Regions from separate parts of the Homo sapiens genome. Here regions 2, 3 and 4 are each linked to region 1. The links are chromatin contacts, found by Hi-C or POLR2A ChIA-PET in ENCODE. All regions are on one chromosome and are shown on one strand. The core of a region is the stretch at or near the end of the contact, and the rest is flanking DNA. Distances in the headings are between cores, read along the strand shown. Region 1 overlaps THAP4 (THAP domain containing 4). Region 2 overlaps ANO7 (anoctamin 7). Region 3 overlaps HDLBP (high density lipoprotein binding protein). Region 4 overlaps SEPTIN2 (septin 2).

Region 1 (7,471 bases), core at 2,451-4,950:
GCTACAGACACGCACCACCATGCCTGGCTAATTTTTTTGTATTTCTGGTAGAGATGGGGTTTCACTATGTTGCCCAGGCTGGTCTCGAATTTCTGGACTCAAGCAATCCACCCACCTCGGTCTCTCAAAGTTATGGGATTATAGGTATGAGCCATCATGCCCGGCCTTGAAAAGCTTTTTCATATGTAAGTTCAAGCATTTTTAGTCTTGGTTCTGTCATCTTATTTTATATTATGCTTGTTGTGTTTTACTTTTTTTTGTTTTGTTTTTGTTTTGTTTCTGAGACAGGGTCTCGCTCTGTCACCCAGGTTGGAGTGTAGTGATGTGCTCTCGGCTCATTGCGATCTCTGCCTCCCAGGCCCAAGCGATCCTCCCACCTCAGCCTCCTGAGTAGCTGGGACGACAGGCACGTGCCACCACGCCCAGCCAATTTTTTGTAGTTCTGGTAGAGACAGTGTTTTGCTATGTTGCCTGGGCTGGTCTCAAACTCCTGAGCTCAGGCAATCCACCCTCCTCGGCCTCCCAAAGGGCTGGGATTACAGATATGAGCCACTGCAACCGGCCCAGTTTTTAAAATGAAATCTTCCACTGCTACTTCATTTGTAAGCCTCTGTGGTGTCAGCTCTCAGGGACAAGACCAGTGGGGAGTTCTGCCCCTTCAAGGGTCCTATGAGTTGAGTGTCATGCCTGTACGACCAGGCATCTACCACCTATAACCAGTTTTTTTTTGTTGTTTCTATAACCGCTTTTTTTTTTTTTTTGGCTTAGTACATTCAGTGTTTACGGAGGTTTCTTTCCGCATCATTTCCCTATTGTCTCCTGATGACATCCAGCTGCTGGTAATGTCCTCAGGGAGAAGACATAGAAACAAAGCTCCTTGGGTGCCAAGGGTTGAAAACTCCATTCCTGCACTGTCGAAAAGGTCTAGAGAGTGAGTCTCTTATGTAGTTTAATATTTTCTAATAGCTACATTAAAAAGGTAAAAAGAAACAAGTGAAATCGATTTTAATAATATATTTTATTTAACCCGATATTATCTAAAAATTATTTCAACAGGCAACCACCCATACTATAAGATTATTGAATTATTTGAAGACTTTTTGGACTGAGTTTTCGGAATCTAGTTTGTAGCTCGCACTCACTGCACGTGTCAGTGAGCCAGCTCACGCGCCTGCAATCTGGAAGGATCGCTGTGGCCAGCCGTAGCATCCTTGCCACTCACCTTCCCTCCTCATGCGCCTTCTACGTGTGACTCTAGCGTCTTCTGCCACAGAACGCAGCTGTGGAGAAACACTGACCCACGTTCTGTCTCTGTAGATGTGTGTGTTCTGCACCTTTCACAGAAATGGAATTGCAGAATATGTGCTCTTTTGAGCCTGATTGCTTTCATATGGTGTGTTGTCAAGGGCCATTTGAATTGCAGCTTATATTAGTGCTTCATTTTTATGGCCAAATAACATTCCATTGTCTGGATATACTGCAGTTTGTTTACTCATTGGTTGACGGACATCTGTGTTGTTTCCACTTTGGGGCTGTTGGGAATGGTGCTGCTGTAAACATTCATGGGCAGCGTCCTGTGGGGACAGGTGTGTCATTTCTGCTGGGAGTGCATGTCTCCAGGAGTGGCAGTCCTGGGCCACTGCTCCACACTTAACCTCTCAGGCACATGCCAGATGGTCTTCACTAGGCTGTGCCAGTTCACGTCCCCATCAGCAGTGTGCCAGGCGTTCCCGTCCTTCTAACTTTGTTTCCATTTCTCTATCTTTTGTCTTTTTTTTTAACTCATTTCTGTCCTCTGTGTTCCGCTGTGTTTCCCGGTGTTTGTTTCTCCCTGTGCTGCTTCCAATCTCCACTTCATTTGGGTGGTGGCTTGATTTTTTTTCTTTTACTTTCTCGACTTCTGCCAGGTCATGTTTCACCTTCTCCTCTTTCCTTGCCGTTTCTCTCCTGAGTTCTTACATGTTTAGTTAGTGGTCTTTCTTCATGGAGCAGCTTCATTCAACTACTCGGGAGGCTGAGGCGGGAGAATCACTTGAGCCCCAGTGGTCTAGGCCGCAGTGAACCGTATTCATGCCACTGCACTCCAGCCTGGGTGACTGAGCAAGACCCTTTCTCTTAGTTTCACCTTTGCCCCATCAACATTTTGCAGTTTGTATGTTTTGCTGCTCTTGTTCACACTTGGTGTCTTGTCACCTTTTGTCCATCTCTGAACTCAGGCAGTGTCTTAGAGTCCATTAGTCCATTGCTGGAGAAGCAGAAGGTCTTCAGGAGCAGCATGCCTTTCTTTCTTAATTTTTTTTTTTTTTTTTTTGGAGACAGAGTCTCACCCTGTCACCCAGGCTGGAGTGCAGTGGCACAATCTCGGCTCACTGCAACCTGTGCCTCCGGGGTTCATGCCATTCTCCTGCCTCAGCCTCCCTAGTAGCTGGTACTACAGGCACCCGCCACCACGCCCGGCTAGTTTTTTATATTTTTAGTAGAGATGGGATTTCACCATGTTGGCCAGGCTGGTCTCGAACTCCTGACCTCAGATGATCCACCCGCCTTGGCCTCCCAAAGTGCTGGGATTATAGGCGTGAGCCACTGCGTCCAGCCGGCAGCACCCCTTTCTTTCGGAGTGGCGCATTACTTCTCTATGGCGGGTGGTGGGTAACCCTGCATGGAGGCCAGCCTGGGCCTTCAGCACCTGGGCGAACACCTGGGGTGTCCTGGGCAGACGCGTGGGGTGCCCTGGGCCTGCTGTTTGCAGGAGCTCCCTGTGGCAGAGCGGGGGCCAGAAGAGCCTCCAGGCTTCCCAAGTCCAGGGCTCCCCACTCCGCCCCAGGCCTCTGAGCCAGGCCAGACCCTGAGGCTTCTCAGGGGCCACCCCCCCAGCTCCCAGAGGCCCCTCCTGTCCTCCAGCGAGGCACTGACCCACCACTTCTCACAGCATCCGTATGTGTGTTTTGGTGGCTGTGGGTTGTATCTGTGACCTATTTTCCCTCAAAATCAAGTTCAGGGAAAAGGTTTTTTCGTTATTTTTGTTTTTTTTAATTCTTGGGAGGGAAGGTGATAATATTGTTACTTACCTGAGAGTCCCCCTCGGAGACCCCCAGAAGCTGGTTTTAAGGGAAGAAAGAGTAAGATCCCTTTCTGTGTCTCTGTCTCTGGCCCCGTCTCTGGCCCCATCCCCGTGTCTCTCTGGCCCTGTCTCTCTGTCTCTGTGTCTCTGTCCCCGTCCCGTCTCTCGCTGTCCCTGGCTCTGTCCGTCTTTCTTCCCCATTTAAGGAGCGCCTCCTCTCCGGTCCCCTCTGAGGAGCGCTGGATGGAGGACAGGGCCTCCCGGAGAGGACTCCACGGTGGGTGGTGGGAGGGAAAGACCAGGGGGAGGCAGAGGCTGCCGGTGAGAGGCGTCTGCCAAGTAGATGAGGGGCCGGGAGAAGACCCCGTGGCTGGGGAAGCAGGAGTGGGGAGGGCGGGGCCTCCGGGCCGAGGGGCGCGGTCGCTGTGGTCTGTGGAGGGGCTGGCGAGGCTCCCGCCTCTGCTCTTGCTGGAGCTCTTGAGTGAGCCCTGTGACGCCTGCTAGGTGAGGTGGCAGCCAGTGAGCGCGCCCCACCGCCCAGCGCCGCCCAGCCTCCGCCCTGACTCCTCTGCCGCTCCCCAAACAGGGCGCGGTGGCGTGACCCTGGCGCTGGGGGGCGAGCGCGGCCCTCCCGGTCCCGCAGGCGCAAGAGAGGGCGGAGATGCGGCGCCTGAGGCGGGGCTGCGCTTCCGGGGCGGGGCCGGCGGAGGCTGGAGGGGGCCGCCCGGGAGCAGAGGCAGGACTTGCGGCGCGTGCCCCTCACCCTAGCCCGGGGCTGTCCTGCCTCGTGGGGAGTGTGAAGGCCATGCCCGGCGCCGCGGCCCTGGTGCCCCTGTTCCACTGGGACCCTGGGGGGCGCCGCCAGGCCCCTTGGCCTCTTCCTCGGGGCCCTCGGGACCCAGGGGCCGGTGGTGGCCGTGCCGGGGACTCGGGCGTGAGGGGTGGAGATCGCGGCCCCGGTGCAGCAGCTCAGAACCTGGACTCTGGATCGCTGCTCCCCAGCGCCCGGGGTGCCGCTTCCCACAGGGTTCAGCTCCCATGCAGGCTGCGCTCACCAGTGGAAGTGGGTCCACCCGGTCCCAGGAGAGCCAGAGCCCCGTGGCAGTCGCTGTGGGGTGTGCTCCGCACAGGCCAGAGAGCCGGCCCAAAAACCTGAGGTTTGCAAAGCCTCTTTCTTTCTTTTTTTTTTTTTGAGAAAACGTCTCTGTCGCCCAGGCTGGAGAGCAGTGACACGACCTCGGCTCACTGCAACCTCCGCCTCCCGGGTTCAAGCAATTCTTGTACCTCAGCCTCCCGAGTAACTGGGATTACAGGCGTGTGCCACCACGCCCGGCTAATTTTTGTATTTTTAATAGAGACAGCGTTTCACCACGTTGGCCACGCTGGTCTCAAACTCCTGACCTGAGGTGATCTGCCCGTCTCGGCATCCCAAAGTGCTGGGATTACAGGTTCAGTGAGCCATTGCGCCCGGCCCAAAGCCTCTTTCTTTTCAGTGCTGAGCTGGATAAAGTCTACCAAACTGAAAGGTCTCCAAGGCTATAGCTGGCTGTCTGAGAAATTATGGTGTTTGTTTAGCCCATCTTAGGACTTGGGCTATCCCAGGTGACTGAGTTTTGCTGTTTCACACCTCCCAAGGTTCTTCTCATTCTTCCTTTTCTCCATTAATGGTAACTTGTCTTCTCAATTGCTCAGGCCAGAAACCTCCGTTACCATCTTTTCTTACGTGTTTCACATCCAAACCATCAGCACATCCGGGTGGCTCTGCCTTCAAGATAGATCCAGAAGCTAGGTCCTTTCCACTGCCTCCACCACGGCCACCTGGCCCAGGCCACCCTCCTCTGCCACAAGGGTTTTTGCCATTGCCCTCCCTGGCTTCCTGTGGTTGCAGTCAGAGACCTCGTCCCTCCCACTCAGCCTTCTCGAGGGCTTCTGTCTGCTCAGAGTCAAGGTCACGGCCCTTCCGAGGGGTGAGGATCTCCTTCCCCTGGCCACACTGGCCTCCTGTTCCTCTCCAGCAAGACCAGGCCTACGTACCCAGGACCTCCGTCTCTGGCACTTCCACCTGGTCTGCTCTTCTCCAGGGTAGCTGCAGGGACCCTGATCCCCTGCCTGGTCTGTGCACACTTCTCAGGGAGGGTGTCCTTGTCCCTTTTGGGTAGGTTTTCACAGTGCCCCAACAGCCCTGTCTCCCTTTCTGCCTCATCTCCTAATGTACATTCAGTTCTGCATCATTCACTCATTTCTTGTGTATTGTCTGCCCTCGCTAGGATGTATGCTCCGTAGGGATGTATGACTGTTCCGTCAGCTTCTCCCTGGAAGAGTGTCCAGCACGTTGAATGATGAAAGAATTGATCAGCTATGATAGATCACAAGCCTCGTTCCAGAGGCCACACATTGGATTCAGAAGCTTCTATTCCTTATCTCCGTGAAAGATTGCAACGAAAATCTTGATTTAAAAATTCTCTTATTGTCTAATTAGGAAAGTTTTATTGAAGTCCAAATATTCCCATCCTCACCTTCCCACTTTTCACCGGGAGTCTGAGGAGGAAATACTGATATAAAAAATTTTTAAATCATCATTTAAGAAAAACAAAAAAGGAAATACTGAAAGACCACAGGCCAGTCTGGAAAAGGAGCGGACTCTCCCACTCTCCTGCTTCAGGTCACCTATGTTTGCCCTGTGCAGCCAGCAGGCAGAGTGCTCATTACCTGCTCTCCACCCTCGGTTCTCACTCTGGGCCCCAGGGCTCGGCCACTGGGCCAGGCCACATGTGCGGCCCTCCTTGGTTCCAAGCTGTTCTTGGACGTGGTCTCCTCCACCCCCAGAGCCTTTGCTTTCCTTTCCCCCGATCTTCTTTTCCCAGACTTCCTGGAATTTATAATCCAAAGGTTGTGTAATTTCAGAAGCTGCGATGGTTCCAAGAACTCCTGTCCCCGTCAGTCCGTCTTCTGCTTGCGCGGGCCTGGAGGAGACACTGGGGGTCAGTCCTGATCCCGTCCCCATCAGTCTGTCTTCTGCTTTTGCGGGCCTGGAGGAGACGCCGGGGGTCAGTCCTGATCCTGTCCCCGTCAGCTGTCTTCTGCTTGCGCGGGCCTGGAGGAGACACTGGGGGTCAGTCCAATCCTGTCCCCATCAGTCCGTCTTCTGCTTGCGCGGGCCTGGAGGAGACACTGGGCATCAGTCCGATCCTGTCCCCGTCAGTCCGTCTTCTGCTTGCGCGGGCCTGGAGGAGACACTGGGGGTCAGTCCTGATCCTGTCCCCGTCAGTCCGTCTTCTGCTTGCGCGGGCCTGGAGGAGACGCCGGGGGTCAGTCCTGATGTGCAGGCCGGTCTCTGTGCTTGGGCATCTTTGGGCTCCGTAGATGAGGCTTGTGCGGCCACAGAGCTGCTTCTGTCCCTGCTGCTGCTCCTGGGTGTCAGTGTCCGTTCTGTCAATTGAAGCACTGAGACTTGAGGGTTAAGCAGGCCTGGGAAGCAGGTCTTTGGGATTGCCTCTGGGGATCAGTCCTTCTCTTCCAGCGCCCCTGATGGGTAGCATGCAGTGGGGCTTTCCTGTGGTCCCCGCACAGGTCTCCCTTAGAAAATGAGTAAGAGCAGGGCCCGTGCATCCAGCCAGGGTGAGGGTCATGTGAGTGAATCCTGAAAAGCCGCTCGGGAGCACCCAGTCCTTGCTGAGCGAGGCAGGAAGCAGGGGTCCCTTTGAGTTCGCCCAGCAGAACAGCCAACCCAGCGGCCCCTCCCTGCTGTCCTGTCACTGCACCCCCACCTCTGAGTTCCAGGCCTGTGGTGTCATCCTTCACACTTAGTGGGATGAGAGACTGAACCCCACAGGAGACCTTCTAAAGGGGTCTCCTGGCCACTACACAGGCTGCTGTGAAGCCCCAGCCCCTCCTCAGGGAAGCGGGGTCTTACTTCCCTTTTAAACCCCGCCTGCCCCTGGGCCCTCACACTCTGGCTGCTCCGAGACCCTGCATCCCCTTTCATTTTCTCCCTGATGCTCTTTGTCTCCTTCACACACTCTTCACGCCAGGGCACCGTGCCTCCCGTGTGAGCTGCTTTCAGCCTTGCTGTAGGACATGGAGGACCCCTGAGCTATTTGGGGTCACAAGGAAGCTGTTAGTATGTGGTTCTCATATTCTTAACTGTACAAGAAAGCAAAAGCCCCTTGAGGTCCCTCAGTATCCCTTCCCACCACCTGCACCCCACAGGTGGAGAAATTGCCTGCTTTTAGGGAGATAGCAGTGTAGGCCTCTTTGCTTGCGCCCTGCCTGGCCCCTGTTGGATCTCTTTTCTCTGCAGGAACTGCAGAGGCTTCTGAAGCTGGATCTTTCACTATGACATTTACAGTTGCTTGACCATTTTCTCCCGCTCTTGACAGGTCCCCCAGGATTAGCTGTGGCCACCAGAAG
Region 2 (7,471 bases), core at 2,698-5,197, 390 kb after region 1:
ACTTTGGGAGGCTGAAGTGGGCAGATACCTGAGGTTCGGAGTTTGAGACCAGCCTGGCCAACATGGTGAAACCTTTGTCTCTACTAAAAATACAAAAAAAAAAAAATCATCTGGGTGTGGTAGCGCACGCCTGTAATCCCAGCTACTTGGCAGGCTGATGCACAAGAACCCAGGAGGCGGGGGTTGCAGTGAGCCCAGATCACACCACTGTACTCCAGCCTGGGTGACAGAGCAAGACTCTGTCCCAAAGAAAAAAGAGAATAGGACGGGCGTGAAAGGTGGCTCAGGCCTGTAATCCCAGCACTTTGGGAGGCCGAGGCAGGCGGATCACCTGAGGTCAGGAGTTCAAGACCAGCTTTGCCCACATGGTGAAACCTCATCTCTACTAAATATACAAAAATTAGCTGGGCATGGTGGTGGGCGCCTGTAATCCCAGCTACTTGTGAGGCTGAGGCAGGAGAATCGCTTGAACCCGGGAGGCGGAGGTTGCGTGCAGTGAGCCAAGATCGCGCCATTGCACTCCAGCCTGGGCAACAGAGCAAGACTCCGTCTCAAAAAAATAATAATAAAATAAAATAAATAAAAAAATAAAAATATCATTTTCTTTGATTTGTTTCACCAGCAGGCATCTGTAAAGGTAGTGCTTTTTTCTTTTTTTCTTTTTTTTTTCCTGAGACAGCGTCTCATTCTGTTGCCCAGGCTGGAGTGCAGTGGCGCCATCTCGGCTCACTGCAACCTCCGCCTCCCGAGTTGAAATGATCCTCCTGCCCCAGCCTCCAGAGCAGCTGAGATTACAGGCGTGAACTGCCACAGCCAGGTTTTGTTTGTTGTTCTTGTTTTTCTGAGACGGAGCCTTGCTCTGTTGCCCAGGCTGGAGTGCAGTGGCACAATCTCGGCTCACTGAAAGCTCTGCCTCCTGGATTCACGCCATTCTCCCGCCTCAGCCTCCCGAGTAGCTGGGACTACAGGCGTCCAGCACCACGCCCAGCTAATTTTTGTATTTTTAGTAGAGATGGGGTTTCACGGTGTTAACCAGGATGGTCTTGGCCTCCCAAAGTGCTGGGAACATAGGCATGAGCCACTGTGTGCAGCCTTTTTTTGTATTTTTAACAGGGATGGAGTTTCACCATGTTGGTCAGGCTGGTCTCGAACTCCTGACCTCAAATGATCCACCTGCCTCGGCCTCCCAAAGTGCTGGGATTATAAGCATGAGGTACCATGCCCAGCCAGAAAAATTCTTAAATGCTATGAATGCTTCCAATCAGAAAAGCCAAGTCACAAAAGAATAATATTTCCAAAGAACTGAGAGAAAATAACTCGACCTATACTTTTATATCCGCTATTTGAAGGACAAAAATGCATGGCAATATTATCATACATATGCGTGATACATATTTCTATGCATACATATGTGTATGCATTTCTGCATGTGAAGACCCCACTAACCACATACCTTTACTGAAAGAATTACTAAAGGATATACTTCAGCAAGAAAAAAAAGACTCGGAGAAGGCAATACATAAGAAATTACTGTAACCACAGAAGTTAACAAAATACACAAATAAATTTGATGAACAGATGACTGAAAATGTTTTTTCATGTGTGTTTTTAACAGTAAAACTAAAACTCCATGTAACAATAATAAGATGGAGAGATTGCTGCTTACTAGGTGGTAAGGCATGTGAAGATCCTAGTCATACACAGAGAGAGGAAACAAAACTGAGTTCATTCAGGCTTTGTTAGGATAATATATAGTTTAGAACGTGTGCTAGCCGGGTGTGGTGGCTTGTGCCTGTAATCCCAGTGCTTTGGGAGGCCAGGGCATTGCTTGAGGCCAGGAGTTTGAGACTAGCCTGAGTAACATAACATAGTAAGACCCCATCTCTTTAAAGAAAAAAAAAAAAAAAAAAAGCCAGGCCTGGTGGCACACGCCTGTAGTTCTGGCTTCTCGGGAAGCTGAGGTGGGAGGATTGCTTGAGCCCAGGAAGTCTAGGGTGCAGTGAGCTATAATTGTGGCAGTGCATTCTAGAATGGGATACAGAGCAAGACCCAGTCTCTAAAAAAAAAGAAAAAAGAAAAGAATGTATGCTAAACATATGAGTAACCCCTAAAATAATAGAAATATATGCCATCGGTTCCAAATAAGCAAAAGAATAATAATAAAAAAAACAACCAGAACACTTTTACCCATCCACCAGAAGTCAGGAGAGGAGGAATAAAAAAGATAAAGAATAAAAGGAAAAAGTAAGTATCCATTATGAAGAGATCACAAGTATGAATTCGTACACAACTAAAAAGCTCAAAATACATAGAGCAAAAGCAAAACCTGAGAGAGACCGATATGAAAAGACTGATAACCCTATGGTTTCGTAATTTTACTGCTGAGATTTGCTCCAACATTAGGAGACTATGATGCTTTTCAAGTTTATTGAAACACATGCAAAACTTCATTGTAACCAGATCACAAAGGAAGTCTCCACAACTGCGGGTGAAGTACATCTACCTGCTCTGCAGGTTCTATTATGGTATGAGGCCACCACTTCTCCTGTTGTCCTTCCCAGTTTCTCCCCAACCTCCCCTTTTCCCTAGTTTATAAGACAGGAGAAAAGGAAGAAAGCAAAAAGCTGGAAAGAAACAGAAGATAAATAGCTAGATGACCTTGGCGCCACCACCTGGCCCTGGCGGTTAAAATAACAATAATATTAACCCCTGACCAAAACTACTGGTGTTATGTGTGAATTCCAGACGCTGTATGAGAAAGCACCGTAAAACTTTTTGTACCGTTAGCTGATGTATGTAGCCCACAGTCACGTTCCTCACGCTTACTTGATCTATTATGACTCTTTCACGTAGACCCTTAGAGTTGTAAGCCCTTCAAAGGGCTAAGAATTTCTTTTTCGGCGAGCTCCGCTCTGAAGACACGAGTCTGCCGACGCCCCCGGCCGAATAAAAAAACCTCTTCCTTCTTTAATCCGGTGTCTGAGGAGTTCTGTCTGCGACTCGTCCTGCTACACTATGACCAACTAGCAATTCACCTAGAATCCACGATTTGCCCTCCAGCCCCGCAAAGCTCCGTCCCTTACCGCGGGGAACCTCCCCCCAGCCCCTGCCCACGGCGCCCCCAGCTCCCCCCCTCCCCCGGCCTTGCCCGGCGGCGCCCGCCCCTCCCGGCTCCCCACCGCCGCACCCCCACCCCACCCGAGCCCCGCTCCGCCTCGTCCTCGTGCGCCCGCGGCCCCCTCCACCTGGCGCGGGGCTCACCTGCACGTGCGGTTGTGCGCGGCGGCGAAGGAGGACGGGGCTCGCGCCAGCGTGAAGTTGAGGAAGCCGCGCAGGTCGTGGGCGCGGGTCCACCGGTAGTAGGCGCGCGGCAGGAAGTCGGACGAGAAGGCCAGGAGGAAGGCCTGGGCGCCGGAGGGGTCAGCGCGAGGCGGCCCCCGCTCCGCCCCTGCGCGCCCCCGCTCCGCCCCTGCGCGCCCCCGCTGCCCCCCCGCCCCGCCCCTGCGCGCCCCCGCTCCGCCCCTGCGCGCCCCCGCTGCCCCCCCCGCCCCGCCCCTGCGCGCCCCCGCTGCCCCCCGCCCCTGCCCGCCCCCGCCGCCCCCCCGCCCCGCCCCTACGAGCCCCCGATGCCCCCAGCCCCGCCCCTGCGCGCCCCCGCTGCCCCCGGCCCGCCCCTGCGCGCCCCCGCTGCCCCCCCCGCCCCCGCCCCTGCGCGCCCCCGCCCCGCCCCGCGCTCCCGCCCGGGCCTCACGTTGCTGATGACCGCCAGGTGCGTGAGGCCCGCCAGGATGTGGAACCAGATGCCGATGTCCTGGGCGCGCTCGGCCACCGGGCGCCGGTACTCGCAGACGAACTTGCGCGCGTCCAAGCGGATCTCCACCCAGTTGTTGAGCAGGGCGAAGAGCGGCGCGAGCGGACAGGCGGCCACGAAGATGGTGACGAAGCCGAACTGCAGCACTGCGGGGAGGGGGTCACGGCCGGGCTCTCCGCCACCGTCCGCCCTCAGCCCTCGGAACGCGCCCCCCGCGGAGGACCGGCCAGTCCACGTGGTGCCGCCACCCCATCGCGGCTCATTCCGCCCCCACCTCCTGGTCTCCCTCGTCCTGGACCGCGCAGCGCCAGGGCCGCCTCTCCTGACCGGCCTCAGGCCGGCTGTCCTGCCCTGCGCTCCGTGCTTCTGGCTGGTCACGGGCCTTCTCCGGCTCGGTGAGCTCAGGAACTAACTCAGGGCAGGCGTTGGGGCAGAAACCTGCTCCTGATTTTACAACCAGCTTCTCCAGTCACCCCACAGGGGAGCTGTTAGGAGAGGGCTCTTTGGAAGGGGCTTCTGGGTCTTCGCCGAGAATTACTAGTGAGATCATTGGGGTCCAGGGTTCAGTGGAGGAGGGTCAGGGCGTCCACTCCTCGCCCTGGGAACTGGCCTGCTCCCTTTCCACAGATGCCGCGGCTACGCTGGGGAGCTCCGGGGCCTGCCGGCTCACATGCCCGCTTGCTAGGTTAAGAGCTGCCTGCCGGGCACAGTTTCTCACGCCTGTAATCCCCAGCACTTTGGGAGGCTGAGGCAGGTGGATCACCTGAGGTCAGGAGTTCGAGACCAGCCTGGCCAACACGGTGAAACTCCGCCTCTACTAAAAATACAAAATTAGCCGGGCGTGGTGGTGGGCGCCTGTAATCCCAGCTACTCGGGAGGCTGAGGCAGGAGAATTGCTTGAACCTGGGAGGTGGAGGTTGGAGTGAGCCGAGATGGCGCCACTGCACTCCAGCCTGGGCGACAGAGGGAGACTCCGTCTCAAAAAACAAAACAAAAACAAACAAACAAACTGCCTGATGATTCCTTCTCCCTTTTGTCAGCTCAGAGTCAGACCCTGCACTGCAGGGACGGCACAGGTGATACAGACCCACCCTCCAGAGTGCACCACCCGTGCAGGCAGTGAGCCCCTGGCACTGGCCACCACCTGGTAAGGTGACAGTGGTAGGTCTGCAAATAGCGTGGGCATTGAGATTTCTGGGAACATTGGCTCTCCAGGCCGCTGCCTCCCACTGTGGCTTCACCCTTGGAGGACTTCTGTCAGCCCCCAGGGCCTGCTCTCCTAATTCTTCCCTTGCTCTGGCCCATGCTTTCTAGGTCCAGGGACCCCAGGGGAGCTCTGCAACGGCCGCGGGGGCCTCCTCCCCGTGCCGGTGCCCCTCTGTCCTCAGCCAACCCTCTTGGGCACTCTCAGGGGAAAAGAATTCCTTTCTGGATTCTCCACAGGCCCGACCCTCTGTTCCCACCCCACCCCCACAGCACATTTCAGGGCAGATGCAGACACAGGAATGTCAGGCTGGGAGGCCCTTGAGCAGAGTGGCCACCCATCCCTGCCCACGGCGCCAGCCATTGCCGCAGCTGCTAACGGGCTCCTACCCATTTCCAGGTACTCGTCAAACAGACCCTCACAGGGCACAAGCTCATAGTCGTCCTCCCAGGGCCCCTGGCTAGCCCCTGCAGAAGCTCCCGCCTTCCTCTTCTTGGAGCGAAGCCGGAACTTCTGCCACCAGCCCTTTAGCTTCCTGGGGACGGGAATACAGGAAAATGGCCTTTGATCCAACATGGGTCTCAGTGGCTGCTATAGTCCTTGGGGGAGATGTGGCCGGGACAAGCCTGTTGCTTTGCAATTGAAGGGCAGCAGGGAGGGATGGGGTCTGGGGCTGAGGGGTGGACGCAGTGAGAGCCAACAGCTTTGCAGATCGGACTCAGTGAAAGCGTCTGTGTCTGTTGGTCAGATGTGGGAGGGCAGTCCACCCGCCCAGCCCCCCGCATTGTTCCTTAAGGCTTTAGGGGTAATGGGCTCCTCCCGGAATTGCAAAGCAGTGCCAAGAGCTCTGCCAAGGTTGGGAGGGAGTGGACGAGGACGACTGTGGTGTCCCAGGGAAAGCAGATGTGGAGGCCCACGTGTTGGGTTCGTCCTACACAGGGGCATGTGTGCATGTTGCCTTATCACACTGTCACTCATCCGTGCCCTGCTCCTGCCAGGCACAGAGCTCCACCCTGCACCTTATGGTCTTGTGGTTTCACAGCACCAATAGTTCCAAGAGGCAGGGCCATCTCTCGGGATGTGGCATGGCCACCATCTCCCAACTGCTATTCCTGGTGGCCCAGAAATGTCAGTGCTGATTTGGGAGCTGCCTTCTGGGGGCAGATCAGGTGTTCAGGGGGCGCTGGGAGGGCGTTCAGGTCAGTCTGGCCTTGAGCGGGAGGCGAGGCCCTGGGCAGCCTCTTTGAAGGACTCTGGCTATGGGAGCCTTGTGGTCAGGGTGTCCCTGGCAGGGGCATCTGAGGCAGACGTGTGTCTGAGGATCAACCCTGGGACCTCCTTTTCCTCCTCCCTCTTGTGCTGCGTTGGGGCCTGGGGATGCCAAGGAATACTCTGGCCCAGCCGCAGCATCTCTGAACGGACAGAGCCATCACCCCAGCCTTGGGTCCAGGAGCCCAGACCCCCTCCCCAGCCAAAGCTGGTCCCAGGGGTAGCGTCTCCCACAACTACAACCCAGAAGACCTCAGCCAGCCACAGGGCAGCTGCAGGGCGGGCAGCCCAGAGCCCGGGGCAGACGGCCGGGCACACTCCCCCTCCCCCTCCCCAGGCAAGGTGCCTTCCCTTCACCTCTTCTCCCAGCTAGGGCCGGGCTGGAGGCTGCTACTGCCAGGTGCTCTGGGGTCCCTCGGTCCTTGGATGCCACCCAGGGAGGAGTGGGGGACTCACGGGATGAGGACCTCCTGCATGTTGTTGATGACCTGCTTGCCCACCATGATGACCAGGAGCTCCTGTGCCAGCTCGATCAGGCAGCCTCCAGCCGCGCACTACGGCAGCAGGGCTCAGGTTAGCTGGGAGAGGGGGACCAGCCACTCACCCACGCATCCCTTCTTGTCTCAAAGCTGGCCCTCATCCCGGCCCCCACCTCCCTCCTGACATGCCTTGGGCACCTGGAGGGTTGCAGAGATGCTCCCACCATAACACTCCCTCCCGACCTCACAGGAGCCCCCAGGTCCAGCTGGAAGACTGCATTGGAAAGCTGCAGGGGGCACTGCTATATGTACCTAATGGCACCCCAGTTTTCCTTTGGAGACCCACAAGGGGTTACATGGGGCTGACTGTAGCCTCTGGCTTCAAGACAGACCCACGAGGCAGGCCCCACCAATCGGTGACCCAGTTCGAGCCAGTGGGAGGTGGAGTTCCTGGGAACACGTGCCTTGCAAGGGGTGCTAAGTCCGAGAGTGTCGGCCGCACTGCAGGGCACCTTCCCTCCAGATGGGGATAATCTTTCTGAGAACACAGGCAATGCTGGGAATAGCAGTGCAGCATTTTTAACACCTGGATCATTCATACCTAAGCCCGCGTAGCCCTGAGCGTTTTCAGTACAGGAGCCAAGAAAACTCCCTGCAGCCTCCACCTCCTGGGTTCAAGCAATTCTTCTGCCTCAGCCTCCCGAGTAG
Region 3 (7,471 bases), core at 4,841-7,340, 360 kb after region 1:
CCCTCCTACCCCCTTTTTTTTTTTTTTTTTTGAGACAGGATCTCACTTTGTTGCCCAGGCTGGAGTGCAGTGGTGCAGACACAGCTCATGGCAGCCTTGACCTCCTGGGCTCAAGTGATCCTCCTGACTCAGCCCTTCAAGTAGTTGAGACTGCAGGCATGCACCATCAGGCCCGGCTTTTTTTTTGTTTGTTTTTTGGCAGATGCGGGTTTTCACCATGTTGCCCACTCTGGTCTCAAACCCCTAGGCTCAAATGATCCACTCATTTCAGCCTACCAAAGTGTTGGAATTACAGGTGTGAGCCACCACGCCCAGCCAATCCTCCCCTTTTTTAATGCCATTGATTAGTGGGGACCGTAGGTTTTTGGTTCTGCTATTGACTGATTATTTTTGGTGAACTGGTGTTAGATCTCTAGGGGCTTGGTTACTTCCACAGTCAGCTTGTTGGGCAAGAAGACCCTGTAGGTGGTGCTGAGTCTGTGCTGTGATAGCTGGTTGTTCTGCTTTGAACTGATTTTGAGATTGATCATTAGGCTCAGGTCTGGGTCTTCCCTTGTAAAGTTCCCTATCAGTGCTTTGTGTAATCATTTTACTATCAATTGGTGATTGCCCAAATTCGTTAAGGGTTGCAAATTATGCTTTTCTAATTCTCTCCCTGCTCATACATTAGTTGATAATTCTTGTAAAGAAGAATTTTTCTTCATCAGCAGTTGGGTGGGAAGTACCAGATAAATAATCGATTCTTTGGCGCTCCGGCGACTTCAGTGTTGATCAGTGACTCTCTTTAGTGTCATTATGAACTCAGGCATTGTCCATCATTCTTCATGCTGGAGCTGCTTCATCTTTGGCCAGTGGGTCCCCTCCTTTCAGTTTTGTTCCCTGCAGCTTTCTGTCATGACCTATTAATATCAATACCTTCTGGCCAGGTGCAGTGGCTCACGCCTATAATCCTAGCACTTTGGGAGGCTGAGGCGGGCAGATCACCTCAGGTCAGGAGTTTGAGACCAGCCTGGCCAGTATGGCGAAACCCCATCTCTACTAAAAATACAAAAAAATTAGCCAGGCGTGGCGGTGGGTGCTTGCAATCTCAGCTACTTGGGAGGCTGAGGCAGGAGAATCACTTGAACCCGGGAGGCAGAGGTTGCAGTGAGCCAAGATCATGCCATTGCACTCCAGCCTGTGCAACAGGAGCAAAACTCTGTCTCAAAATAATAAATAAATAAATAAATAACTTCTTAATTTCTAACACAGAAAGATGCCTCAGGCTAATCTTACATATTTCCTTCCACAGACCTTGAGTCAGCTGTTTCTCTCTGAACTCTGAACCTTTTGAGTAGGAAATTGCAGTTGGAGACTCCAGTCTCCATAGGTGCACGTCGCAACTAGGTTGTCAGAGCTTCTAGGCTTTTTCAGAAGACAGAGCTAGGATAATTGTACTTTTAAGAAAGGAAAAGCAGGCGGTGACTCTCACGCCTGTAATCCTAGCACTTTGGGAGGCCGAGGTGAGCAGATTGCATGAGCACAGGAATTTGAGACCAGCCTGGGCAACATGGTCAGACCCCATCTCTACAAAAAATAGTGGTGGCGTGCTCACCTGTAATCCCAGCTACTTAGAAGTCTGAGGAGAAAGGATTGTTTGAGCCTGGGATGTGGAGGCTTCTGTGAGCAGTGTTTGCACCACCACAGCCCAGCCTGGGTGACAGAGTCCCAGAAAAGGAAAATCATGAGTTCAAAATCACTTGAAGTAATTCCTTTTTTCTGAGTTTTTCTGTCATCTTGATATAGTTAGGTACATTTGTTTCCATTTACTGTCAATTTTTAAAGTATTTCAACATTTACATGCTTGCAAAGTCAACGTTATATAATAAAGTACTTTCAGAGAAATCTCCCCTGCCTGTTACCTTCACCCTGCTCCCTCCTCACCTTTGCAGGCGGCCATTCCTGGTCCTGGTTTATCCTTTGTTGTTTGTTGTTTGAGAGCAGAAGCAAAATACAGCTTGCCATACACCCTGTTCTATGCCTTGCTTTTTTTCTTTTATTATTTTTTGGAGGTGTCTGCATATCAGTAAGTAGTGATTTTTCTCATTTCTTTGTTCAGCAGTGTAATATTCTGTGGGCGTACTGTAATTTACCCAGGCTTTCCTACTGATGGGCATTTGGGTAGTTTCCAGACTTTAGCTGTTACAAATTATGTTACAGTAGCAATCGTGTGCATATGCTATTTCCTGTTTTACCCAGTGTATCTTGGGATAGATTCCTAGAAGTGAGATGGCTGGGTCAGAGGGTGGCTGCATGTGGAATCGGGCCATCGGATGCTAAATTTCCTTCCTTAGGAATTAGTGTTTTGCCGTCTCATCAGCAGTATGCAAGAGCCAGGCTCTTCACATTCTTGGGTTTTAGCCGATGTGAGAGGCAACCAAATATACTTTAAATTTGCATTTTTCTGATGAGCAAGATTGAGCACCTTTTCAATATATAAGGGCCACTTGCATTTTTTATTATCTTGAGTCATTGTTAGGAAAGTTTTTTCACTATCAGGTCATAAGAAAGTTTATCTTTTCTTCTGCTGCTTGTAAATGTGTTCTTACATTTCAGTTTCTGATCTATTTGGAATTTATTGCAAATAGGGTTGAGGCACTGATTGAGTTTCACTTTTTTCCATACGGCTTTCGAGTTGTCAGCACTATTTTTTTGTTTGTTGTAACACAGGGTCTCAGCCTGCCACATAAGCTGAAGTGCCATGGCATGATCACGGCTCACCGGAGCCTCAACCTCCTAGGCTCAGGCAGTTCTCCTGCCTCAGCCACCCCAGTAGCTGGGACCACAGGCACACGTCACCATGGCCAGCTAATTTTTTTTTTTTTTTTTTTTTTTTTTTTGAGACGGAGTCTTGCTCTGTCGCCCAGGCTGGAGTGCAGTGGCGCGATCTCGGCTCACTGCAAGCTCCGCCTCCCGGGTTCACGCCATTCGCCTGCCTCAGCCTCCCGAGTAGCTGGGATTACAGGCGCCTGCCACCATGCTAATTTTTGTATTTTTGGTGACCTCGTGATCCACCCACCTCGGCCTCCCAAAGTGCTGGGATTACAGGCGTGAGCCACTGCGCCTGGCCTTGGCCAGCTTATTTTTAAAATTTTTGTAGAAGTCAGGTCTCACCATGTTGCCCAGGCTGATCTTGGACTCCTGGGCTCAAACAATCCTCTCATCTCGGCTTCCCGGAGTGCTGGGATTACAGGCGTGCCATCACTGTCTTGAAAAGACGTTTTGCTCTAGTGAACTTGAGTGGCTGCTTTTATCATGTCCTAAATGTTTATATTAACTTAGCTCTGTTTCTGGGTTTTCAGTTCAGACCAGCAGGTCTTTCCGTATACTGGTATTTCCTGTGTTAATGATAATGGTTTCATGTTTAATGTCTAGGACCACTGTTAACACCTCCACCCTGCACTATTCTTTTTCAGGGTTTTCTTGTTCATTTTTGTTGGTTCTGTGTTACAACCTTTATAATCAACTGTTTGAAATTGTATTAATATTTTAAAGTTAATTGGGATGATCGCCATCTACTTAAACCTTCTGTTAGCTATTTTAAGGAGTGTTTTCTAATTTCGAATGCACATACTCCACCTTGTGTTGGGCTTGTGTCTTGCTATTTTCTTGTCCTTTTTTCTTTTTTCCTTTTTTCTATTAGAAACACATCTTTTGGCCAGGCGCAGTGGCTCACACCTGCAATCCCAGCACTTTGGGAGGCTGAGGTGGGCGGATCACAAGGTCAGGAATTCGAGACCATCGGGGCCAACATGGTGAAACCCTGCCTCTACTAAAAATATAAAAATTAGCTGGGCATGGTGGCGCACGCCTGTAGTCCCAGCTAATCGAGAGGCTGAGGCAGGAGAATCCCTTGAACCCAGGAGGCAGAGGTTACAGTGAGCCAAGATGGCACCACTGCACTCCAGCCTGACGTCAGAGCGAGACTCCGTCTCAAAAAAAAAGAAACGCATCTCTTTCATTACATCTTCTAAGTAGTTGTTGTTTGTGGAAGTTAATGTTGTTAACTTCTTGATTTCAGTCTTTTCTCTTTGCTATAAATAGAATTTCACCCAGTAGTTTTTTCAGGGTTTCTGGATATGCAGTCATGCTTCTTCCTGTCCAGCTTTTGTGGATGTTAACTCTTGTCTCCCTTTGTGGGTGTATATTCCAGTGGATGTTAAGTAGTGGTGCAGATACACTCGAACTTACCCTAACCTGGGAGTCAGGGCAACCTTCCCCAAGCATGTGATGTTTAAGCTCATGCTGTTTTAATGGATGAGTTGGTGCTGCTGGGCAGGAATAAGCAAAGATGGTGTTTCTGCCAGAATGTCTTGGAAAAATATGCTCCTTCAGAACCTACAAATATTCTTGTTTTCTTTTATTCTCTTCTTGCTATAGGCCTCAGCAACTGTTGCCATTCCCAAAGAACACCATCGCTTTGTTATTGGCAAAAATGGAGAGAAACTGCAAGACTTGGAGCTAAAAACTGCAACCAAAATCCAGATCCCACGCCCAGATGACCCCAGCAATCAGATCAAGATCACTGGCACCAAAGAGGGCATCGAGAAAGCTCGCCATGAAGTCTTACTCATCTCTGCCGAGCAGGTGAGGCCTGTGTGAGTGCCTCGTGCCCCTGCCTACCTGCTTGTGCAGACCTCACTCCCTCATGGGTTGCCGTGTCCAGTGTGGACTTCAAGGCATAATGTGGTGGGGGTGGAGGGCTTGACTCCAACTCTAAAAAGCCCTGTCTGTCCCCAGTTTGTTTTCAAAGGCCTGTTCTCATCAGATCATCCCTTCCTTTCCAGGACAAACGTGCTGTGGAGAGGCTAGAAGTAGAAAAGGCATTCCACCCCTTCATCGCTGGGCCGTATAATAGACTGGTTGGCGAGATCATGCAGGAGACAGGCACGCGCATCAACATCCCCCCACCCAGCGTGAACCGGACAGAGATTGTCTTCACTGGAGAGAAGGAACAGTTGGCTCAGGCTGTGGCTCGCATCAAGAAGATTTATGAGGAGAAGGTACACGATTTAGAGGAGGCAAATCCCCATGGGCAGGAATAGAAATGAGGATTTGGGTCTGGAGATTCAGTTAAGGCCTGGTTCTGCCCCTTATCTTTTTGTCCTTGATGAAGATGCTTATTGTCTCTACACTTGAGTGACCCGGGTGAGATCGGTGCCCGCCCCCCCTTGCTGTTGAGCATCTGCCTGGCAGTTGTCCTTGCCGTCCTGGGCCTCTGACTGTGCTGACAGGCTGCCAGCTGGGCTGCCCCGGGTCAGATGCACATCCCGGACTTGTTCACGTCTTAGATTAAGCTGTTAGCTCAGCTTAGTGAACTTTGAGGTCTGAAACGTGTTCCTTAATTGAGGGAAAGGATTGGGTGTTTTGCAGTGTTCAAGGACGAAGTTATCAGCCGGCGGGTGACTAGACTGAGGGGAAAAATCCAGTCCTTGAACAGTGAAGTTTCTGGGGATTGGCTAGTCCTGATCACTTGTTGTTCACTTCTTGGGATCAGCATCTATAGTCTGGGCCGCTTTGGCTTGCTTTCTGCAGCAGTGGCCATGCCCACCTGCCCGCTTCCCACACCTTTCCCTTTGACTGCCCCTTATGGTGCTCTTATTTAGAAAAAGAAGACTACAACCATTGCAGTGGAAGTGAAGAAATCCCAACACAAGTATGTCATTGGGCCCAAGGGCAATTCATTGCAGGAGATCCTTGAGAGAACTGGAGTTTCCGTTGAGATCCCACCCTCAGACAGCATCTCTGAGACTGTAATACTTCGAGGCGAACCTGAAAAGTTAGGTCAGGCGTTGACTGAAGTCTATGCCAAGGTAACTGCCTCCGAGCATGAAGTGTGTCTCCTTTGAGTGGAGTCCGCGGGGCCTTCATGGATGAGCTCTCGATTTGTAAATCCTGGGGCCTGGACACAGTGCAGGTGCCCAGGTTTGGGGAGAGCGTGCCTCTGAGCCCCAGGTGAGCAGCCTGGCTTTCACTGTGACACGACCTTGAGCTCTGCAAACCCATGGCTGTTCTCCCATTTTCTTAGGCCAATAGCTTCACCGTCTCCTCTGTCGCCGCCCCTTCCTGGCTTCACCGTTTCATCATTGGCAAGAAAGGGCAGAACCTGGCCAAAATCACTCAGCAGATGCCAAAGGTAAGGACACGTTTTTCACCTGTTGTATTGAATTTGTCTTGTTTTCTGTCTTTCTGTTTCTGATATTGCTTTGTTGACCTTTGTACTGTGGATGCCCTTGAAAACTGGTGTATTTTTCTGAATTAACTGGCCTGTTTGACATGGTCAACTTCCGTGTTAGCTTAAAGAACAGCAGAATAAATGTCTGTAGATGTCTGTACCATCCTTCTGGCCTTTAACCAGAGAGGATTGTATGTTCTTAGGTTTCATAAGTATCTTAAGAAACATGTCATTTAGTAATTATGGTGAAATAACTTCATGATACTTTGGCGGGCCGGGTGCGGTGGCTCATGAGGTCAGGAGATCGAGACCATCCTGGCTAACATGGTGAAACCCCGACTCTACTAAAAATACAAAAAATTAGCCGGGCTTGGTGGCGGGCACCTGTGGTCCCAGCTGCTTGGGAGGCTGAGGCAGGAGAATGGCGTGAACCCGGGAGGTGGAGCTTGCAGTGAGCCGAGATGGCACCACTGCATTCCAGCCTTGGCGACAGAGCGAGACTCTGTCTCAAAAAAAAAAAAAAAATACTTTGAAGAGCAGAACTTGTATACAAATTGTATTAAGTGTGAATTTAAAGCGTTCTCAGTTTACCAAAGGAGATTGTAGCCCCCAGGAAACATGAACAAAAAAGAAATACCAGAGAATCCAACCATCATATTTAATTCCTGTTTTATTTAAACTTTGTTTCCAATTAATGTTACAGTCCTTTTTAAAAATTAAATTTTTTTTATTTTATTCCTTTTTTTTAGTGACAAAGCCTCACTCTGTCACCCAGGCTGGGGTGCAGTAGCGCAGTCATAGCTCACTGCAGCCTTGAACTCATGGGTCAAGTGATCCGCTCGTCTCAGCTTCCCAAGTAGCTGGCACTACAGGCGCCCCAGGCTAGTTTTCGTGGAGGCAGAGTCTTACTAGTTGCCCAGGTTGATCTCGAACTCGTGGGATCAAGTAGTCCTCCTACCTCAGCCTCCCAAAATATTGAGGTTATGGGTGTGAGTCACTGTGCCCAGCCCCTTTTACTTTGTATAGCTTCATATAAGGACCAGTCTGCCTTCCTTAACTCCTTACCTGGAGGATAATAAACCAGGAACTCTGGCAGCCTTGTCTATGTCAAGCAAGTTACTTTACCACCTTGGTACAGCTATACGAGTTTTAAAATTCCATCCGTGCTCTGTCTCATTCTTTATGCAACTCAAGAGGACCAGGCCTTGTAAAAGTTCAGATGGTGGAGGAGCATGTCGCATGTCGCATGCTTTATGT
Region 4 (7,471 bases), core at 1,733-4,232, 270 kb after region 1:
TTCTTGAGACGGAGTCTTGCTCTGTCACCCAGGCTGGACTGCAAACAACCTCTGCCTCCTGGGTTGAAGCGATTCTTTTGCTTCAGCCTCCTGAGTGGCTGGGACTACAGATGCCCGCCACCACGCCCGGCTAACTTTTGTAATTTTTTAGAGACGGAGTTTTGCCATGTTGGCCAGGCTGGTCTCGACCTCCTGACCTCTGGTGATGTGCCTGCCTCAGCCTTCCAAAGTGCAGGGATTACAGGCGTGAGCCACCACACTCGGCCTAGAAACTCTTTTATTTTAAAAAATATATGTATATTATATTTATATATATATAATATATAAAAATGTATATATAATATGTATATAAATATAATGTATAAATATAATATTTATATATATTTATAAATATATTTATATATTATATTTATAATATATATTATATATATAATATATATAATAAATATATGTACAATTATATATATTATATATAATATATATAATATATATTATAGATATATTAAATATATATATTTTTATATATATTATATATTTATTATATATATTATATATAAATAATATAAATATAATATGTATTATATATAAATAATATAAATATAATATATATAAACAATATAAATATATTACATATAAATAATATAATATATATAATATATTATATAAATAATATAAATATAATATATATTACATATGTAATATAAATAATATAGATATAATATATATGTAATATATATTATATATATTTATTAATTATATATTATATATATAAAATATATATATATATTTTTTTAGAGACAGCGTATTGCTATGTTGCTGAGGTTGGCCTCCAACTTCTGGGCTCAAGTGATCCTCCTGCCTGAACCCCCTGCTGTATCCCCCTACCCTGCCCCAGCAACTGTGATTACACGCACAGATCGGTATGTTCATTTAGGGATTTGTATTTTTATGCACGTACCGGTATGTTCAGTTAGGGATTTGTATTTTTAGAGTTTAGCATATATAAACTATTTGGACTTTCTTAAGGAGCATATAATCAGAACAAAGTAAGCAATTTAAAAATATATAGCAGAGAATCAATAAAGAGGCTTTACAGACATACACGGAAGAGGCACTAAAACTGGGACACCACAGGAGCTGCTGGCGGGTGAGAGGCGCTTCGCTGGCTGACAACTGCTATGTTTCCAAACAGAACAGAGAACCAGTCTACTTAGATACATCCTTGTATGGGTCATTTGCAGTAAAGAATTTAGGTAAAATAACAAACTTCATGGAGAGATCACATTTCTATATTTGAGTCATTTAACTCCCATGGAAGGTACTTGTGTGTAACCAACTGCTACTCATCGAGGGCATTTTAAATATAAGGAGAATTTAAAGAATAGAAATTTGATACCTTCATGAAGGCAAAAATTAAAATTTGTAACCATCAGGTTCTCCTTGAAAACCACCACTAAAATGCAGGAAAAATTCTCCCGCCCTGCCTCCCGACACCTGAGCAGACTGAGCGTGGGAACACACTCCTTTCTTCATCCCCATGCCCCCGAGTCGCACCCAGAGGGAGGGCAGGACGCCAGCCTCACTCACCCTTTTCTTCAGCCGCTCCCGTTCCTTCAGGGTGAGAGTGTCAGCTTTTGCAATGACAGGCACAATATTCACCTTGTTGTGTATTGCCTTCATAAACGCCACATCTAAGGGCTTAAGTCTAAAATTAATTTTAGAATTGTCACTTATTTAAAAAAAATACATACAAAACTCTTCTCTCTCAAATTATCTTAATTCTTATATTAAAATACACAGTTTGGGTAAAACTTACAAACCCATGTAGTAAAGCATTTCTCCACGATAAACAATTACTTACCCATGTCCAAAAGGTGAAATAAAGTAAAAGCAACAATGCACCCTATTATCAATGATGTGCCGCCTGTTCAAGCCGCTCTCGTCATGCAGGTACCTCTCAAATTGCTCATCAATATAGGAGATAATTGTCTTAAAACTGAGAGAAACAGAAACATTAACAATAATCATAGGGTATAAAACAGGGGGTCCCTGACTTCAAAGGGAAAACAAGTGCCTCCGCCCAAATATACATAATTTAATAATTCATTTTCAAGATGAGAACAGAAGACTGACTTTTAGATTTGGCAAATGGAAGTTTTTGGAAACTATGCCAAGCATAACTGCCCCTAAGTGCTGAGAGTCAAAAGCCTGAATGGAATAGGTTATGATGCACCTGAGAGAGGGCCAGTGTAGACAGGGCTGCCAATTCGTTCTTTTTTTTTTTGAGACTGAGTCTTGCACTGTTGCCCAGGCTGGAGTGCAGTGGCGTGATCTCGGCTCACTGCAACCTCTGCTTCCAGGGTTCAAGCGATTCTCCTGCCTCAGCCTCCCAAGTAGCTGGGATTATAGGCACACGCCACCACGCCCGGCTAATTTTTGTATTTTTAGTAGAGACAGGGTTTCACCATGTTGGCCAGGCTGGTCTCGAACTCCTGACCTTGTGATCAGCCCACCTCAGCCTCCCAAAGTGCTGGGATTACAGGCATGAGCCATCGCACCCAGCCAGGGCTGCCAATTCTTTTCAGGAACGTGACTGTGAAAAGGGGCAGAGGAACAGGGTGGTAGAGAACATGGGTCAAGAACAGGTTTATCTGAGCTGGGAAACAGCATTTAACTGAGCTGGGAAACAGTACAGCACTTTCACATGTAAGAAGGGAGAAATTCCTAAATGTAGGAGAAAGATAACAGAACCTTCCCCTTTTCATCTAGTGGTGGAAACCTGATGCTTTATGTTGACAGGAATAGAACCAGGAGGGAGTTTGTACAACAAAAGTGGCATTCTTTGCACGGTACAGGTGACAGACTGCTCTATCTTCTACTTCTTCATTTCCTTATTTGTGAAAATGATGCCAATGAGCAGTCATTTACAGACACTACGACTCAACCCACTCTCTAACAGGTTTCACTTCCTTCCACATAGAAAGGATGTACTACAGTATCTCGGTCACCAACCACGGCTCAAATCCAGGTGTTTCATTTATACTAGCAGTCTATGGATGACTGGCTTTGCGATCTCAAATTACAGTAGAGTACCAGAAAAAAATTACTCTCTATAAAATTCCTTATTTAAAAAGTCAACATTTAACACGCTTTAAATTGTCTAGGTGTTTTATTATATACAGCAATCCCAAACTTAATAATCACTCATTAACACTATCTATAAATTTATGAAGTATATTAAGTAAACAAATGCAGATCCCTGGGCATGGGGGAGCATACCAATCTCTGCAGTTGATAGCGTCACCATAGCCAGGGGTATCTACCACTGTCAGGCGTAGCTTGACCCCTCGCTCTTCAATTTCAACAGTTGAAGCCTCAATCTGGACAGTTCTTTCAATTTTTTCTAGAAAAGAAACAAACTTAATAGGGAATATAAGCAGCATGTGAAGAGGAAAGCTCACGTTCTTACGACAGGTGACTTCAGAGTCTACTGCCTCTCTACAGAGGTAGGTTCTCCAAAGATACCATGGGGATTAAGAAAAAAAGATCCCAGAGAAGTCAGAAAGGGGAAGGTTAAAGCTAAGATTATTGTGCTACTGGGGAAGGTTAAAAACACAAATGTTAAAAATTATAATTTCTGTTCCTGGGAAAAAGAAAGCAATTTACGAATTCATTTAAAAACTGAATTCAAAAATATTCTGAAAGGGCTACATATTCTTGCAGCAGCCCAAGTCTTAGGCTCTCACTATGTGTGCCTATTTCATTCAACAGTCATTTGTGGATGCTGGTGTCCTGTGCTGGAACTTTCTGACAGTAGATGAATTCGAACATCTATCCTAGTAATCTTCTAGTTACACAGCATTTTTGATGTAAAACATTCTCACTTAATCCTTCCATCAAATATTTAATATAGGCAGAAACTACTTATTACATTTTACAGACAAACTCAAGAGAGGATGGATCCATGGATACGTGTCAAAGAAAGTCTACAACCCAAATCCAAGGACCTCGGTGCAGCACACCTACCCCATAAAAGTGTTTTCCTTGTGTTCAAAGCTGAACAAGAACAAACAAAACACACAGCTAAGACATAAAATATTAATTAGGCAGTCTTCAGCATCTTTCATGTAGAATTACACTTACAGTAACATAAGAATGTTTTTACCTGCTGCTCCAGGTATGACTCTTTCTGGGTACAGATCAGTTAGGAATAGGCTGTTTATGAGAGTCGATTTTCCTAGACCTGATTCACCTTTAAATAAAAAGAAAAACCTTGTCATGACCTTATTCATATGACACCATTCAATCGGTTAAGTGTTTACATAAGGCCTGGTACTGGGCTAAGTACCTCACAAACATCATTCTGTGTTTAGTACCTACAGTACTACTATGTTTGCAGTATGATCTTTGAGGGTACTCAAAGAAACTCTAATTTGCCCAAGGTCAGAGTACTATCCAGAGCAGGGCCAAGATTTGAATCCAGGTCTATGAGACTACAGAACTTGAACATCATATAATTAGAAACATAACTGTTCACAAATGTGAGGAATGTACTTTAGAGGTTGGTTTTTATTTTTGACAAATAGAATGCAAAGCAGGTTTTCAATTATCAGTTCTGCTAGTCACTAAACTCACCACATTTTCAGAAAACTGAACATATCTATCCCATAGTGTCAACAACCCTTGTGCTTCCCGAGCTGCAGAAACGTGTGAGCAGGACAGGGCCTGTGGTCTGGTGGGCTCACATGCACACCCTCACTCTGCAACCTCCCCCTTCTGCCACCTTGTCTTCTTCCTGCTTTAAATCCATCCCCGTTTCCCAGCACTGGCAACTGTCATATGTCGGGCAACTTTCCCGCTCACTTTGTTGAGTTCACACGACTAATTCAGGTGACACATATCCATGTAAGCTTTCAATGAGGTGAGAATCTCTCTTGAACTACTGTGACTACATATTCTGAATATTTGAAATTTAACTTCAAAAAAGATGCAAAATACCAAAAATTAAATTTTACATTTGAAGGAAGCACAAATCCCACTGCTTCATTGCAGATGATCATCTAGGTCTCAATTCTGCATGGAGAACTGCTTCTGATCTTGGTACTACTGGTGCTGGACTGTCCTCTGGGTACCCTAAACCACCCTCTGTTAAGTTCTGCAAAGCATGAGGAAGGAGTACACATCTCTTTTGAAAAATTATTTCTGGCTGGGCATAGTGGCTCACACCTATAATCCCAGCACTTTAGCAGACCAAGGCTGGAGGATCACTTGAGGCTAAGAATTCAAGACCCCGCCTGGGCAAAATAGTGAGACCCCCATCTCCCAAAAAACCAAAACAAAGTAAAAAAAACCCCAAAACCTTAGCCAGGTGTTGTGGCTTGTACCTAGAGTCCCAGCTACTTGGGAGGCTAGGGCAGAAGGATTGCTTGAGCCCAGGAGTTAGAGATTACAGCAGGCTATGATCATGCCACTGCACTTCAGCCTAGGTGACAGAGTGAGACCCTGTCCCTTACAGAATAAAACAATTCTGGGAAAATCAAGAACAAATAAGTGAATTTGCAATGTGCAGACGCACAGCCGGGCGCGGTGGCCCACGCCTGTAATCCCAGCACTTTGGGAGGCCGAGGCAGGCGGATCATGAGGTCAGGAGTTCAAGACCATCCTGGCTAACATGGTGAAACCCCGTCTCTACTAAAAATACAAAAAATTAGCCGGGCGTGGTGGCGGGCGCCTGTAGTCCCAGCTACTCGGGAGGCAGGAGAATGGCGTGAACCCGGGAGGCGGAGCTTGCAGTGAGCCGAGATCGCACCACTGCACTCCAGCGTGGGCGACTGAGCGAGACTCCATCTCAAAAAACAAAACAAAACAAAAAGAAACATGCAGACATACAAAATTAGGACTGCATTTTAAGTGAACTGCAATTTTCACACATGAAAAGAACAAAACAATGTGTTGAACATGCCTAAATATGAGTGTAAAAATTTGACTAAATGCCTGTTATCCCATTAAGTCATCCTTTTAATAAACGGTGGTGCAATGCCCCTTTACCTGTTTCTTTAGAAGTCTGACAAAATTTTAAAAACTGCCTTTCCTCTTCAATAGTCTCTCATTTACTAATTAGGTGTGTTAGGGTTTTCCTGATACACCCATTTTTCTTGAGCTATTAATACTACAATTTAAAAGTTGAGGATTCTTGTGGCTTTCTAGTTTTACTTTTCACTACTCACCCTCAACCCCCTACCTGTTTTATTTTAAAGCCACTTTGAGGCACGATTTACAAATACTAAAATACACCCATTTAAACTGTACAGTTTTGACAAAAGTAGATACTCAGATAATCAAACTCCACTCAAGATAAAGATTATTTTCATAACCCTAGAGTTGCTTTGTGTAACTGTGAAGTCTACCCTCTCCAGTCCCCACCGCAGGCAAACACCAATCTACTTTGTCACTATGTATCAGCTTTGCTTATTCTAAAACTTTTAAATGGCATCATACAACATGGCCTGTTTTGTGTCTGGCTGCTTTTGCTCAACAAAGCTCTGAGACTGATGCATGTTGTTGCATCTACGAGTAGTTCGTTTCTTTGTAGTGCTTGGCAATATTCCATTGTATGGCTACACCACAATTTGTTAATCCACTCTCTAGATACCTCTGCTGTCCCCAGTTTGGGGCTATTTTGAGAAAAGTAGCTATGAATATTCATATACAAATCTTTATGGACATGTTTTCATTTCTTGTGGGTAAACACATACAAGCAGTATTGCTGGGTCTTAACTGTTAAGGAAGTACCAAACTGGCTTCCATACTGGTTGTGGCATTTTTACATGCTCACTAGTAAGAGTTCCAGTTGTTTCACATCCTTGCTGACACCTGGAGTGCCTGCCTCTTAGTGGCTGGGTAGTGGCATCTCATGGTTTCAATGCGTATTCCCCTGACCACCAAAGATGTGGACACCTTTATGTGGGTTTATTGGCTATTTGTTTATCTTCCTTAGTGAAATGTCTATTCAGATCTTTTGCCCCCTCTTTGTAAGTGGGTCATTCGTCTTACTGATCTGTGCAATATTTTTATATATTCTGGACACATATCCTTTGTCAGATATGGTACTATGAATACTTTCTGAGTTCCTCACGTTTTATTTTCCTATTGATGTCTTTTCAAGAAGGCAAACTTTTAATAATGCACAATTGTTTTTATAATTTCTATTCTTCATGTCTTAAGAAATCTGCTTACTACAAAGTCATAAAAATTTTTTTGCCCATTTTCTTGTAGTTTTTATAGCTTTACATTTAAATCTACTATAATTTCAGGTTGTGATATACAGTGTGAAGCAGGAGTTGAAGTTCATTTTTTCACACATAATCATCTAGTTGTTACAGACTGTAAAAAGACTAAACTTGCCCCCACTGAATCAACTTGGCTTTTTTCTCAAAAAACGAAACCAAAAAAACAATTGAACTTATTATAT

What was found. A loop is a pair of places that touch in the nucleus more often than their neighbours do. ChIA-PET counts read pairs that join two places held with the same protein, here RNA polymerase II (POLR2A). Pooled maps may share reads with other maps.
Region 2: a map of CD8-positive, alpha-beta T cell shows a loop between it and region 1 (6-fold over the local background). The contact joins two enhancer-like sites. A Hi-C loop is called at or near these places in 1 of 168 maps with a recorded cell type or tissue (CD8-positive, alpha-beta T cell), 12 of 37 single-sample maps with no recorded cell type and 9 of 50 pooled maps.
Region 3: a map of CD4-positive, alpha-beta T cell shows a loop between it and region 1 (2.2-fold over the local background). The contact joins two enhancer-like sites. A Hi-C loop is called at or near these places in 2 of 168 maps with a recorded cell type or tissue (CD4-positive, alpha-beta T cell and psoas muscle), 2 of 37 single-sample maps with no recorded cell type and 9 of 50 pooled maps. POLR2A ChIA-PET finds 5 or more read pairs at or near these places in 2 of 52 experiments (HEK293T and OCI-LY7).
Region 4: a pooled map shows a loop between it and region 1 (4-fold over the local background). The contact joins two enhancer-like sites. A Hi-C loop is called at or near these places in 2 of 50 pooled maps. POLR2A ChIA-PET finds 5 or more read pairs at or near these places in 3 of 52 experiments (GM10248, GM12878 and H1).

The regions. Positions count from the first base shown.
Region 1 is chr2:241,606,565-241,614,035 of GRCh38, reverse strand. The region is part of intron 2 of THAP4 (THAP domain containing 4); the gene reads left to right. Among named protein-coding and RNA genes, the nearest start is that of THAP4, 27 kb to the left of the region's middle. RefSeq lists enhancers at 2,757-3,277, 3,494-3,994, 3,995-4,496, 5,403-5,572 and a silencer at 3,475-4,044. Within about 2 kb of position 3,700, at least 21 of the 41 ENCODE cell types and tissues checked have a DNase peak (open chromatin) inside an H3K27ac peak, as active enhancers do.
Region 2 is chr2:241,214,172-241,221,642 of GRCh38, reverse strand. ANO7 (anoctamin 7) reads right to left here. Exons shown (of 25, transcript NM_001370694.2): 18 at 6,741-6,838; 19 at 5,405-5,550; 20 at 3,752-3,957; 21 at 3,262-3,404. Among named protein-coding and RNA genes, the nearest start is that of ANO7, 29 kb to the right of the region's middle. RefSeq lists enhancers at 2,607-2,706, 4,814-5,345 and a silencer at 4,050-4,179. Within about 2 kb of position 3,947, at least 31 of the 41 ENCODE cell types and tissues checked have a DNase peak (open chromatin) inside an H3K27ac peak, as active enhancers do.
Region 3 is chr2:241,253,755-241,261,225 of GRCh38, reverse strand. It overlaps HDLBP (high density lipoprotein binding protein), which reads left to right. Exons shown (of 28, transcript NM_005336.6): 6 at 4,420-4,626; 7 at 4,827-5,042; 8 at 5,646-5,852; 9 at 6,068-6,175. Among named protein-coding and RNA genes, the nearest start is that of HDLBP-AS1, 15 kb to the left of the region's middle. Within about 2 kb of position 6,090, at least 6 of the 41 ENCODE cell types and tissues checked have a DNase peak (open chromatin) inside an H3K27ac peak, as active enhancers do.
Region 4 is chr2:241,331,907-241,339,377 of GRCh38, reverse strand. SEPTIN2 (septin 2) reads right to left here. Exons shown (of 13, transcript NM_004404.5): 4 at 4,166-4,252; 5 at 3,280-3,403; 6 at 1,862-1,996; 7 at 1,588-1,705. Among named protein-coding and RNA genes, the nearest start is that of SEPTIN2, 20 kb to the right of the region's middle. Within about 2 kb of position 2,982, at least 2 of the 41 ENCODE cell types and tissues checked have a DNase peak (open chromatin) inside an H3K27ac peak, as active enhancers do.